Regions from separate parts of the Homo sapiens genome. Here region 1 is linked to region 2. Evidence: chromatin contacts called from ENCODE Hi-C or POLR2A ChIA-PET data. All regions are on one chromosome and are shown on one strand. Each heading gives the region's core, a stretch centred on a gene start or an enhancer-like site at or near the end of the contact. The rest is flanking DNA. Distances are from core to core; before and after follow the strand shown.

Evidence for each region. Hi-C counts contacts between places; a loop is a spot of excess contacts on that map. ChIA-PET counts read pairs that join two places held with the same protein, here RNA polymerase II (POLR2A). Pooled maps may share reads with other maps.
Region 1: a pooled map shows a loop between it and region 2 (4-fold over the local background). The contact joins two enhancer-like sites. A Hi-C loop is called at or near these places in 1 of 168 maps with a recorded cell type or tissue (tibial artery), 1 of 37 single-sample maps with no recorded cell type and 7 of 50 pooled maps. POLR2A ChIA-PET finds 5 or more read pairs at or near these places in 14 of 52 experiments (CD4-positive, alpha-beta T cell, CD4-positive, alpha-beta memory T cell, CD8-positive, alpha-beta T cell and 10 more).

What each region holds. Positions count from the first base shown.
Region 1 is chr2:96,836,204-96,841,538 of GRCh38, forward strand. It overlaps ANKRD23 (ankyrin repeat domain 23), which reads right to left. Exons shown (of 9, transcript NM_144994.8): 4 at 4,584-4,709; 5 at 4,213-4,311; 6 at 4,029-4,127; 7 at 3,794-3,892; 8 at 3,524-3,622; 9 at 1,709-3,441. The coding sequence ends at 3,346. It also overlaps a transcript of CNNM3 not described here. Among named protein-coding and RNA genes, the nearest start is that of ANKRD23, 5.2 kb to the right of the region's middle. RefSeq lists enhancers at 1,122-1,678, 1,679-2,233, 5,265-5,335 and silencers at 3,373-3,432, 3,573-3,672. Within about 2 kb of position 3,253, at least 4 of the 41 ENCODE cell types and tissues checked have a DNase peak (open chromatin) inside an H3K27ac peak, as active enhancers do.
Region 2 is chr2:96,949,918-96,955,156 of GRCh38, forward strand. FAM178B (family with sequence similarity 178 member B) reads right to left here. Exons shown (of 17, transcript NM_001122646.3): 7 at 1,462-1,567. Among named protein-coding and RNA genes, the nearest start is that of FAM178B, 34 kb to the right of the region's middle. RefSeq lists enhancers at 105-746, 747-1,386. Within about 2 kb of position 1,419, at least 8 of the 41 ENCODE cell types and tissues checked have a DNase peak (open chromatin) inside an H3K27ac peak, as active enhancers do.

The DNA.
Region 1 (5,335 bases), core at 2,003-4,502, 110 kb before region 2:
CCCCATGTAGATGGGACTATCACCACACCCAGCTAATTTTTTTTTTTTTTTTTTTTGAGATGTAGTTTCACTCTTGTTGCCCAGGCTGGAGTTCAATGGCGTGGTCTCGGCTCACTGCAACCTCCGCCTCCCAGTTCAAGTGATTCTACTGCCTCAGCCTCCCGAGTAGCTGGGATTACAGGCATGTGCCACCACGCCTGGCTAATTTTGTATTTTCAGTAGAGATGGGGTTTCTCCATGTTGGTCAGGCTGGTCTCAAACTCCTGACCTCAGATGATCTGCCCGCCTCAGCCTACCAAAGTGCTGGAATTATAGGCATGAGCCACCATGCCCAGCCTATGCCCAGCTAATTTTTTATAGAGATGGGGTTTCACCATGTTGCCCACACCTGGTCTCAAACTCATGAGCTCAAGTGATCTGCCTGCCTCAACCTCCCAAAGTACTACAATTACAGGTGTGAGCCACCGTGCCCGGCCATCTTTTCACCCTCTTAACAGGGTTTTATACAGAGCAAAAGTTTTCAGTTTTGATAAAGTCCACTTTACTGATATTTCCTTTATGGACTGTTGCTTTTAGTGTTGCATTTAAGAACAACTCTACCTAGTCTTAGATCCCAAAGGTTATCTGTTTTTTCCTAAAAGAAGTTTTATAGTTTTAAATTTAAGTATGCATGTGAGCCATGTTAATTTTTGTATAATGTGTAAGACTTAGGCTAAAGTTCTTTTTTTTTAATCCTATAGCTGGTCCAGCTGCTCCAGCACCGTTTGTTGAAAGGCTGTCCTTCCTCCATTGAATTACTTTTGCACCTTAAAGTCAGCTGGGCATATTTGTGTGGTCCTGTTCCCGTGATGATCTCGGCTCTGTCGATCTGTGTGTCTGTGCCTCTGCCAGCATTGCACTCTTGGTTCACATAGCTATATAGTAGATCTTGAAATCAGCTGGACTGATTCCTCCTCTCACTCTATTCTTTTTCAAAATATTTTTGCTATAAATTTGTATATGAATTTTAGAATAACCTTGTCTACATCTACAAAACATCTTCTAGGATTTTGATAGGAACTGCATTTAACCTGTATGTTAATTTGAGGAGAATTGATATCTTTACTGTATTCTGTCTAGCAATCCATGAACATGGCATGTCTATTTAAATCTTTGATTTCATCACGTTTTATAATTTTCAGCATACAAGTCCTTGCATATTTTGTTAGATTTAAACCGAAGTATTTCCCTTTTTCAGCAATTGTAAACAGTACATATTTTTAACTTTTGTGTCTACATGTTCATTTCTAGGAGGTAGAAACAGGTTTTTGTGTGTTTATCTTGCACCCGAGATTTTGCTGGACTCCCTAGTTGTCTGCTTTCTGTAGATTCCTAGGATTTCCCACATAGACAAGCATGGCCTCTGCATGAGAATACCTGGATCCTCCCCTCAGGGCTTCTGACTTAGGGTCTGGACATCAGGACTTTTTAAACCTTCCTGGTGATTCTGATAAGCAGCTGAGGTGGAGAACCACTGCTCTTTGACCTTGTCGTCAGTGAGCAGAGGTGCCTTAAGCACAAAAGCCTAGTGCCAGGACCCCGCATCCCGCCCACTCTGCACTCGGCCTATCTTGCTGTCGGCCGGCATGGCTAACAGGCGTGGGCCCTATCAGACAGTCCCTGGTGACTGAAGCATGGGCTCCTCTCGGCCCAGGAAAGACGGCTAGGCTGTAATGGATAGCCAGTTTTAATGAACAGAGGATACTGATTGGTATAAAAAGGTGTGTTTGTCACTGAGGTGTCCTCATTTTCTAGATGAGGAGTTGTCTTCTCCATGGTCTTGAACGCCTGCTTCGCCATGGCACCAGCGTCTGGGTGCACGCTGGCTGTCGCCACAGGGCAGGAGCTGCTCATGGAAAGGTGTGTGCCCCTAGTGTGCAGCACTGGTCAGCTTTTCCACATAGTAACAACAGCCTTGTTCTGGGCCTGAGAAGGCCCCCAAAGGTAGACGAAAAGGAACCATGGCCAAATGCCTATCAATCAGCCCGGTACCTAATGTAACCCAGGACCCATGTGAGGGAGGCTGAGCCTTCACCTTTCAGCCCTTCCCTCAGCATGTGGTTCTCAGTTTAGGGCAGAGCTTCTTAAGATTCACTTTCTGGCGTTTAGGGGCCCAGCCCCACCAGCAGTACAGGCCTACACCAGTGTAATTTGAAACGTACAGACGGTGGAAGAGGAAGTCTAGGGAGCTTGGGTCCTTAGACCACCAGGGAGCAGGGAAGGGATGGGAAGGGCTGGGGGGCGGCGGGGGCTCACCTTCCTCTGCTTCCCTGTGGGCTGGGTTCAGAGCTCCTCAGTGTCCTGGCCTCCCAGGTGGGATCAAGCAGGGTGGGTGCAGCTGCAGCGTTCCAGGCAAGAGCTCAAGCTCCAGTACCAGGAACATAAGGGGACATAAGGGCCTCAGGCAAACTAGGGTTACGGGCCACTGCCCCAAGAGTTGAGTGGGCCACAAGCAATCCCCAGTGCCCAGGCGCTTCCCCATGAGAGCCGCCAGCAGGCAACGGTGTGCCAGGCCGGCCTGAGCGGGGCCAGTACACAGTGGGTGCGAGGCTTCTCTCAAATGCGCGCTCCAGCTCATCAGTCTTAGGGCTTCTGAGGCAACCTAGTGGGTCCTGGACTTCTGTTGCTGTGGGGCCTCAAACCTGTTGAGTAGCCACCTCAGATGACCAGAACCCACCTCCAGAGTTCCTATGACCAAAGTTGTCTAGAGCCGCTCCGGACACTGCCAGGGTTGCTACTGACAGGAATGGGGTCCCCAGAGAAAGCCATGCCCACAGGCATCCACCAGCTGCAGACAGGCCCGGCCCCTGCATGGCCTGCCTTGGCTGCACCTTGTACATCCTGGATGGCATCTGCCGGCCACGGGCTGAGTCCCCACACACACAGACTGGCCCTGGAGAGAGCAAGGCAAGCCCCCTAACCTGGGACAAGTGGACACTGAGGACTCCCAGACCCAGCCCTGGGTGGCTCCAGCTTGGGACTGCTCCCTTAAGGCTCGTTCTTGGCCCTCACTCTCCTCCCCTTCCTGGCCCTCATCTGGACCCGCGCTTTCTGCTGCCTTGTGGTCCTCTGCTCCAGCCCTGGGAGGGAACGCGGCTCCCCTGACACTCGAAGCCAGGGAGGCCTCTCTCTTTGCCTGCTGGGCCCGGTGCCGCTCTTCAGTTCTGCCAGGGCTGCTGAGGCGGCACAGGCCAGAGAGGGAGGAACCAGGGCTGAGGGCAGGAACCACAGAGGTGCAGACGCGGGGGCGGGGCACAGGATGGAATGGTGGCAGTGCGAAAGGCGCGGCGGGGGGCGGTGCTGCGGTCAGCACCGGGTGCGGGGATGCGCCACGTGGGCCTGCAGGGCCTCCCGGATGCCGCGCTGCCAGTCTCGAGCCAGCTGCACCGGGGTCACGGAGGCCTGGGAGCAACGGTGTGGGTCAGTCCCTTGCAGGCGCTCCACCCGCCCTCGGGTCAGGAGCCAGGGCTGCGCCCACACTCACCGCGTTCCGCACCCCCAGCTCGGCCCCATAGAGCAGCAGTAGCTTCATGGCTTTGTAGCTGCCGTGCCGCACGGCCTCGTGCAGAGCCGTGTCCCCTTCCTGCTGAGAACGCAGGCAGTCAAGCTTCTGCCTCCGCGTGCTGCCCTCCTCATGCAGGAAGGTCAGGGCTGCTGTCACCGAGCAGACAGCACCTCTGGTCCTGGCTGGGGCTCCTCAGTCCCTGCTCCTCTGGAGCTGTCCGAGCCGGAAAAGACCAAGCGCCTGCCTTACCTTATCCTGTGCGTTCAGGTGGGCGCCACACTCGATGAGGTGCTCCAGGCAGTCGGGGTGCCGGGTGCGCACTGCCACGTGCAGGGGGGTGCTCCCGATCTGAGAGCAAGTGGGGGTCAGTGCTGGGTCTGGATTGGTGAGGCCTCCCTAACCCATGGGACTACGTGCTCTCTTCTCCAGGAACAGCGTCTGCTCCCGTGTTCCCGACAGGCCCCCAAAGCACCGTGCCCCTCACCTTGTCCCGGGCATTGACCCGGGCTCCCTGGTTAAGCAGCTGTTTGAGGATGACCAGATGTCCTCCGCGGCAGGCCCAGAACACAGGTGTCCTGTCCAGCTGCAAAACAAAAGCACCCAAGCACTCAGCTGCTGGGATGTGAAGCTGGGCGTCGACCAGAGGCTGGGCCTTTCCCCATCCTCACCAAGTCTCGCGCGTCCACTGTGGCACCTGCCACCAGCAGCTTGTTCACCAGCTGGCTGTGACCCTTCAGACAGGCCCAGTGCAAGGCGGTGCGGTGGAGCTGAGGGCAGAGATGGAAGATTAGGCAGAGGGAGTGCAGCCACCCCTAGAGACCCCACGCGGTCCCCTTCCCAGGGCCAGGTCCCTGAATGGAATTGCCACTTCCCCCACCACGCGATGGGCCGCTCCCTCTCCTCCGTCTGCAGGTGCCACTGGATTCATGCCCATAAGAGTGAAAATCCCTGCAGCCTCCTAGGCCAGGACTTGAACACACTGAAGGCAGCGCTCCTGCAGCTGCAGCTGCTGCCAGCCGACTCACCCAACCTGTGCTACCTTGTCATGGGCATTGGGGTCCCCTCCGTCTGTCAAGTACTTGTCAATCAGGTACTCCTGGTTCTCAGCAGCTGCCTTCAGGAACATCTCCAGGCCCACAGGCTCCACCTGGGCCTGGGACTGCGGCTGGTTCAGTTGAAGACAAGACCAAATCACTCCCGAAGGCCGCAGGTGCCCAAGATGTCACAGCTTCACCAGTCTGGCCCACGGGTCCCATGCAGCCCACCAAGGAACACTGCTGGCTCGTACTAATGCAGTTTCTTATTCTAATCCCACGCCAGGAGATTGAATAGACTGTGTGTGTGTGAGCGTGTGTGTTATGGATTGACTTGTATCTCCCCAAGATTCGTATGAAGTACTAACCCCAGGTACCTCAGAATGTGACCTTATTTGGAAACAGAGTCACTGAGGATGTAATTAGTTAAGATGAGGTCACACCGGCGTATGGTGGGCCCCTCACCAATATGACTTGTGTTAAAGTGGGCTCTAATCCAATGTGACTGATGTCCTTATGAAAGGGGACACGTGGGCCGGATGCGGTGGCTCATGCCTGTAATCCCAGCACTTTGGGAGGCTGAGGCGGGCAGACCACAAGGACAGGAGATTGAGACCATCCTGGCTAACACGGTGAAACCCCATCTCTACTAAAAATACAAAAAAAAATTAGCCGGGCGTGGTGGCGGGTGCCTGTGGTCCCAGCTACTCGGGAGGCTGAGGCAGGAGAATGGCATGAACCCGGGAGGCAGAGCTTG
Region 2 (5,239 bases), core at 169-2,668:
AAACCTGTCTGTAGCGACACAGGAGTAGGTGGCAGGGCCAGAACTCACACCAAGTCTGTCTGTCTGACCTCAGGGCTGGGTCCTGCACTCCTCTCCCCTCCAGCCCCCTCGCAGCATGATGGAGACGGGGAAAGAGGCAGGGGAAGGCTCGTCTGTGCCTCCCAGGATGGGGGTCTCTGAACCTGGAAGAAACCGACACGCCCCCGGGAAGGCACTCCACGCCAGTGTCAGGGTGACGCAGGGCCCCTCTGTGGGTGCCGTCTCAGATGGGTCCTTTGTGCCTCCCAATGCTCGATTGTGTGTTCCGTCACACACTGTGCAAGGAGCAGGGGCTGCACCGCCAGCGTGGGGAATAATGGCCCCACTGTTCCCCATTACTCACCCACTGCTCCTTCTGGGCCTTGGGTGGGGGATTGGGGGCTGACAAGGTTAGCAGCTACATACCAGGGCCCCAGAAGCTGCATGTCTTCCTCCTCCGGGGTAAGGAGGAGCAAGGTGAAGGACCCAGAGCACGAAGGGAGAGCTGGAGGGCTCTCTCTGGACTGCAGCCAGCCTGCCGAGGCCAAGCAGTTCCTGGAATAATCCGCCCCACATGATGGCTCTGATTTACAGCTGGGGTCCAGGCTCCAACTGGCAGGAATGGGACCAGCTGGAACTTGTGACCCACCTGTCCCCAGACAGGGACGATTCTGGGTGGGGACCAAGGCCAGGACGGCATCCTTATGCCTGGCATTCAGATCACAGCGGTTGGCTCCTGTCCCTGCTGGCTTCTCACTGCCTCTCTCTGTGCAAAGGTGTCAAGCCCTGGGCAAAATGTATGTTCCCCTATGGCAAAACGCTCTAGCAGCAACCAGGAGGGAAAAAACAGCACAGCCAGAGCAGCCGTTCCAGGTTTTCCCAGCCAAGCTACAACTGCACACAGGAAGCACACGCTCAAACGCCCAAGCACCCTCGGCTCCAAATTCACGAGGGATCCAAACCAGGCACTGCAGGATTGCCGTGGGCCCTGAACGGCCCTCCCGCTGCGTATGGGATGAGGGACCTGTGATCGCTGGTGAAGAAATTAGCTTTGTTGCATAGGAAGCACTTGTTGAGGGGCTTGGACCGATTCACTGAGAGGTTAGACCGTAAGTCCACTGGGTACACCAGGTCCCTCAGGAAAGCCACGTGAGGGCACAGGCAGCACCCAGAGACACACACCTTCGGGGGAAGCAGAGGCTCCCAGCGCTCGCCGCTCTGGGAGACCACAGGCGAACCCCCTGCACCTCCCTGGCCTTGGCATTCTTAGCACCATTGTGGGGATCGATGCCCAATCAGCTCTCCTCCCTCCTCCCAGCCTGAGCCCAGCCAAGCAGCACCTAAGGCAAGAAGAGGTGAAGTGCCCACCCCTCAGCCTGTGGGCCTGCCGGGCCACCAGACTGCAGCGCTCCCGCCACCTAGTGGCAGGCCTGCGGTCCTCACCTGGAACAGCCACTGGAGCAGGGATACCGGGCAGTCAGGCATGTGCAGGTAGAGGATGTTCAGGAGGCCACTGCGCAGGAAGGAGAGCTGTTGGGCTGGCGGGGAGCTGGGAGGCAGAGGGCTGAGGTTAGGGGAGGCCTCTGTGCCAGCACACTTGTCTCGGTGACACCGCGGGAGGCTGTCACTACCCAGCTTCACTGGCTGTTGGGAAGCATATCTGTAACGCTAGAGACAAATGTGCTTTTCAAGCCCTCAGTGCATGATCTGTCAGAAGGAAAAGAACCCAGGCTAGCATCAGAATCACCTGCTCTTCTTGAATGTTGCGTGAACACACCTCATGGTGTTTAAAACACATGGCGGGTGGCTGGAGGCAGTGGCTCACGCCTGTAATCCCAGCACTTTGGGAGGCAAAGGCGGGTAGATCACGAGGTCAGGAGTTCAAGACCAGCCTGGCCAACATGGTGAAACGCTGTCTCTACTAAAAATACAAAAATTAGCCAGGCATGGTGGCATGTACCTGTAATCCCAGCTACTCGGGAAGCTGAGGCAGGAGAATTGCTTGAACCCGGGAGGTGGAAGTTGCAGTGAGCCAAGATCATGCCACTGCACTCCAGCCTGGGCAACAGGGCAACACTCCGTCTCAAACAAACAAAAAAACATGGTGGGGCAGTGCAGTCTGCCCTTTCCATTTGACCACAGGGGAAAGTGGAATATTTGCCAAGGGTGTGGAAAGGTGAGGAGTGAGGCCAGGAGTGGGTGTCTTAGCCTCGGGTTCCTCCAGCTGCAAGGGGCGGGCACGATTACCCCCACGAGGCCAGCGTCTCGCGATCTGGTTACACAGGGCGTTTCTGCTCTGCCTTATGTTTTTCAGATACAAAGGGGACACCTGAGAAGACCGGAAAATAACAGAAAGGGGCCCGGGATGAAGACATTCTGGGAAGGAAATACCAAACAAGAGTTCCATAGAGGATTCTTCAGAAACCATGTGAGCTGCAAGTGTCCCAGATTCCAGGGATGGGGGCGTGCTCAGACCAGCCACGCGGCTGTGGCTGTGACCGTGTGCCCATTCACACCACCCCCTCGGGCCTCTTCCTCCTAACAGGAGCTCTCAAAATCGGCGCTGGTGTGGAGATGAGCCCTGCCTTGGGGACCACTGACCCGGTAGATCACCTTGACCTACAAGATTCCAGATCTTTGCAAAATGAGTTGTTGAAATGTTTCATATGGTTGTAGGGCCTCTGGTAGAAGGTGCTTCAGAAGTCATTTTATAGGGGGTTGGCTGGACTTTGTCACCGTTCCTGAGCTCCTGGTCATCCCCAGAGAGCCTGGGTTTGGGGTAGGATTCTCCTACGTCCTGCGCATTTTGTGACCACCATCTTTGCTTGCTCTCTCTAGACCACGTCCCAAAGATCATTAACATGGATTCCAGGAAATGAAAACGTAAGTCACATTTGTTCTTCTTTTTAATGGCCCAAATGCATGCAAAGAACATTTCAGAAAGTACTTAACGTTGCCACCCTAGATAAAAAGTTTTTCAGTCAGCCCAACCTCCTCCTTCTGCTTCTCCTCCTTCTCCTTTAAAAAGGACATCATTTTTTAATCTGCCAGGAACAGAATGCTACAAAACAAAGATTATCCTCTGAGCCAAGCTGCTGTCTCTCTGAGAATGTCCAGGCAGTTTACAAATTGCATGTTTTTTCTCTAAGTCATTTAAGTTCAGAGGAGAAAGCAGCTTTGTTCCTGTGGTTGTGAAGTTTACCACCCTGAAATAGACCTTCGTTTGTACATACAAATACACGTGCACCCCAGGACTGCTGGCATGCTCCATTCTATCCACGTGCCCGGTCACATGGAGACTTTCAGGGACTGACCCCAGCAAGACGCATGGTTCAAGAACATGCACAGCAGCCCGAACGCAGACAATACCCATGTAAACAATGTCTGGAGGACCTTGCAAGTTGGCAGAACCCCGACAAGGGCCATGTGGTGAGGAGGCTGGCGCTTCAGGGACTCTGAGGAGACGCTGGCTCTGGCATTCTGCTGGAGGGGGCACCCCGCCAGTTTCTTAGTGGGAGAATTGATTGTACAAGGCCCTGTTGGCTCAGATCAACACATTTCTAACTGCTGCTCCAAGGGAGAGACCCCACAGTTGCAACATCTCCCTTCTGCTATGTGGGCTTTGCAGTTTCTGCCAGAGAAATGATTGATTGGCCTCTGAGTTCATTGCTGCTGAGAAAATTTTGTCTATGGGACCAGGAGCAACAGAAAGCCAGAAAGGACATAGTCCTGCTCTGCCCTGAGGTGACTGGCTTTCAAGGAATTCTGTGTTTAGGGTTAGAGGCAAGGACTCCCCTCTGCAGGCCGAGTGCATGCTCGGTGGGACGGGAGTGCTGCTTCTCCTTGGCTCAGCCACAAGCCCTTCCACGCCCTTCAGGTTATCACAGGGTGACCTCAAGCTTGGCTGCTGGGCAGGGAATGGGCCTTGTGCACAGACAATGCCTTAACTCTGGGGAAAGGAGGAGGATCCCAACAGCAGCACCTGGGCTGGGAAGCCTGGAGGAAAAGGGAAAAAGGAAAGGGGGTGGGAGGTGTGTGCAGTGAAAGCTCAAACGCCTTGGGTGACAGAATTGGCTGTTGTCAGAGTCACGTCCCCACATCAAGAACACGGATGCTGGGTCCAAGGGGGTGCCTCTGTCCACGGCCAAGCCAATGCTGAGGTCCGAAGTTATCCTGAGAATGTTGGAGGGCCCTGGAGGGAGAGACAGAGGGACAGAGCCTCCATCGGCAGCAGATACCATGCAGGCCTGGCTGAGTGGGAAGCCCCCAGCTGTCAGACCTGAGGATCCCATGAAGGGAGGTTCCCATCGGAGTCCTCAGCTGTGACTAGAGATGAGGAGGGAGCTGCTAATCCCCAGCCATGACAGCAATGACAGTGGGCAGGTGTCTGCCTCCACCCTCGCCGCCCACTGGAGCAGAAGGAAGCGAGGGAAGGACATCAGCTACAACGGGGAAACCCGCAAAACCAGTGACAGGAAATGGGGGCAGCTGGGCTCAGCACACGGGCCTTCCTAAGCAGAGCTCTGACCAGCTTCATCTTGGAATTTCTGTTCCTTATCACACCCAAGGGAAGATTCTTCCCGCCTCAACCTCCTCATTTATTTTATGGGCAGCAGTCCCAGAGGGCAAGGTCTCTAAATGCCTTTAGAATCCCAAGTGATGGCCGAAGGATAAACACCAAGTGTAGTTATTTATACGTATCAGCTCCTGGGCCTTTGCCAAGTTACTCAAATCAGTCTGAATAAAATGCCTAAATACAATAGAAACCAATAGCAACCAAAGCGTTCACCTATGGCCTTTTGCTTTCTCTTTCTTTGTTTAAACATAAGAGAGGCCAGATGCAGTGGCTCATGTCTATAATCTCAGAACTTTGGAAGGCCCAGGCAGGAGGATAGCTTGAGGCCAGGAATTTGAGACCAGCCTAGGCAACACAGTGAGACCCTGTCTCTAAAAAAAAATACAAAACTTAGCTAAGCATGGTAGTGCACACCTGTGGTCCCAACTACTTGGGAGGCCGAGGCAAGAGGACCTCTTGAGCCGGGAGTTGGAGGCTGCAGTGAGCTGTGATCGTACTACTGCACTCCAGCATGGGCAGCAGAGCATGGGCCTGACTAAAAACAAGAAAAAAATGAAATAAAAATGAGTGTTGGCCGGGCATCGTGGCTCATGCCTGTAATCCCAGCACTTTGGGAGGCCAAGGCAGGTGGATCACCTGAGGTTA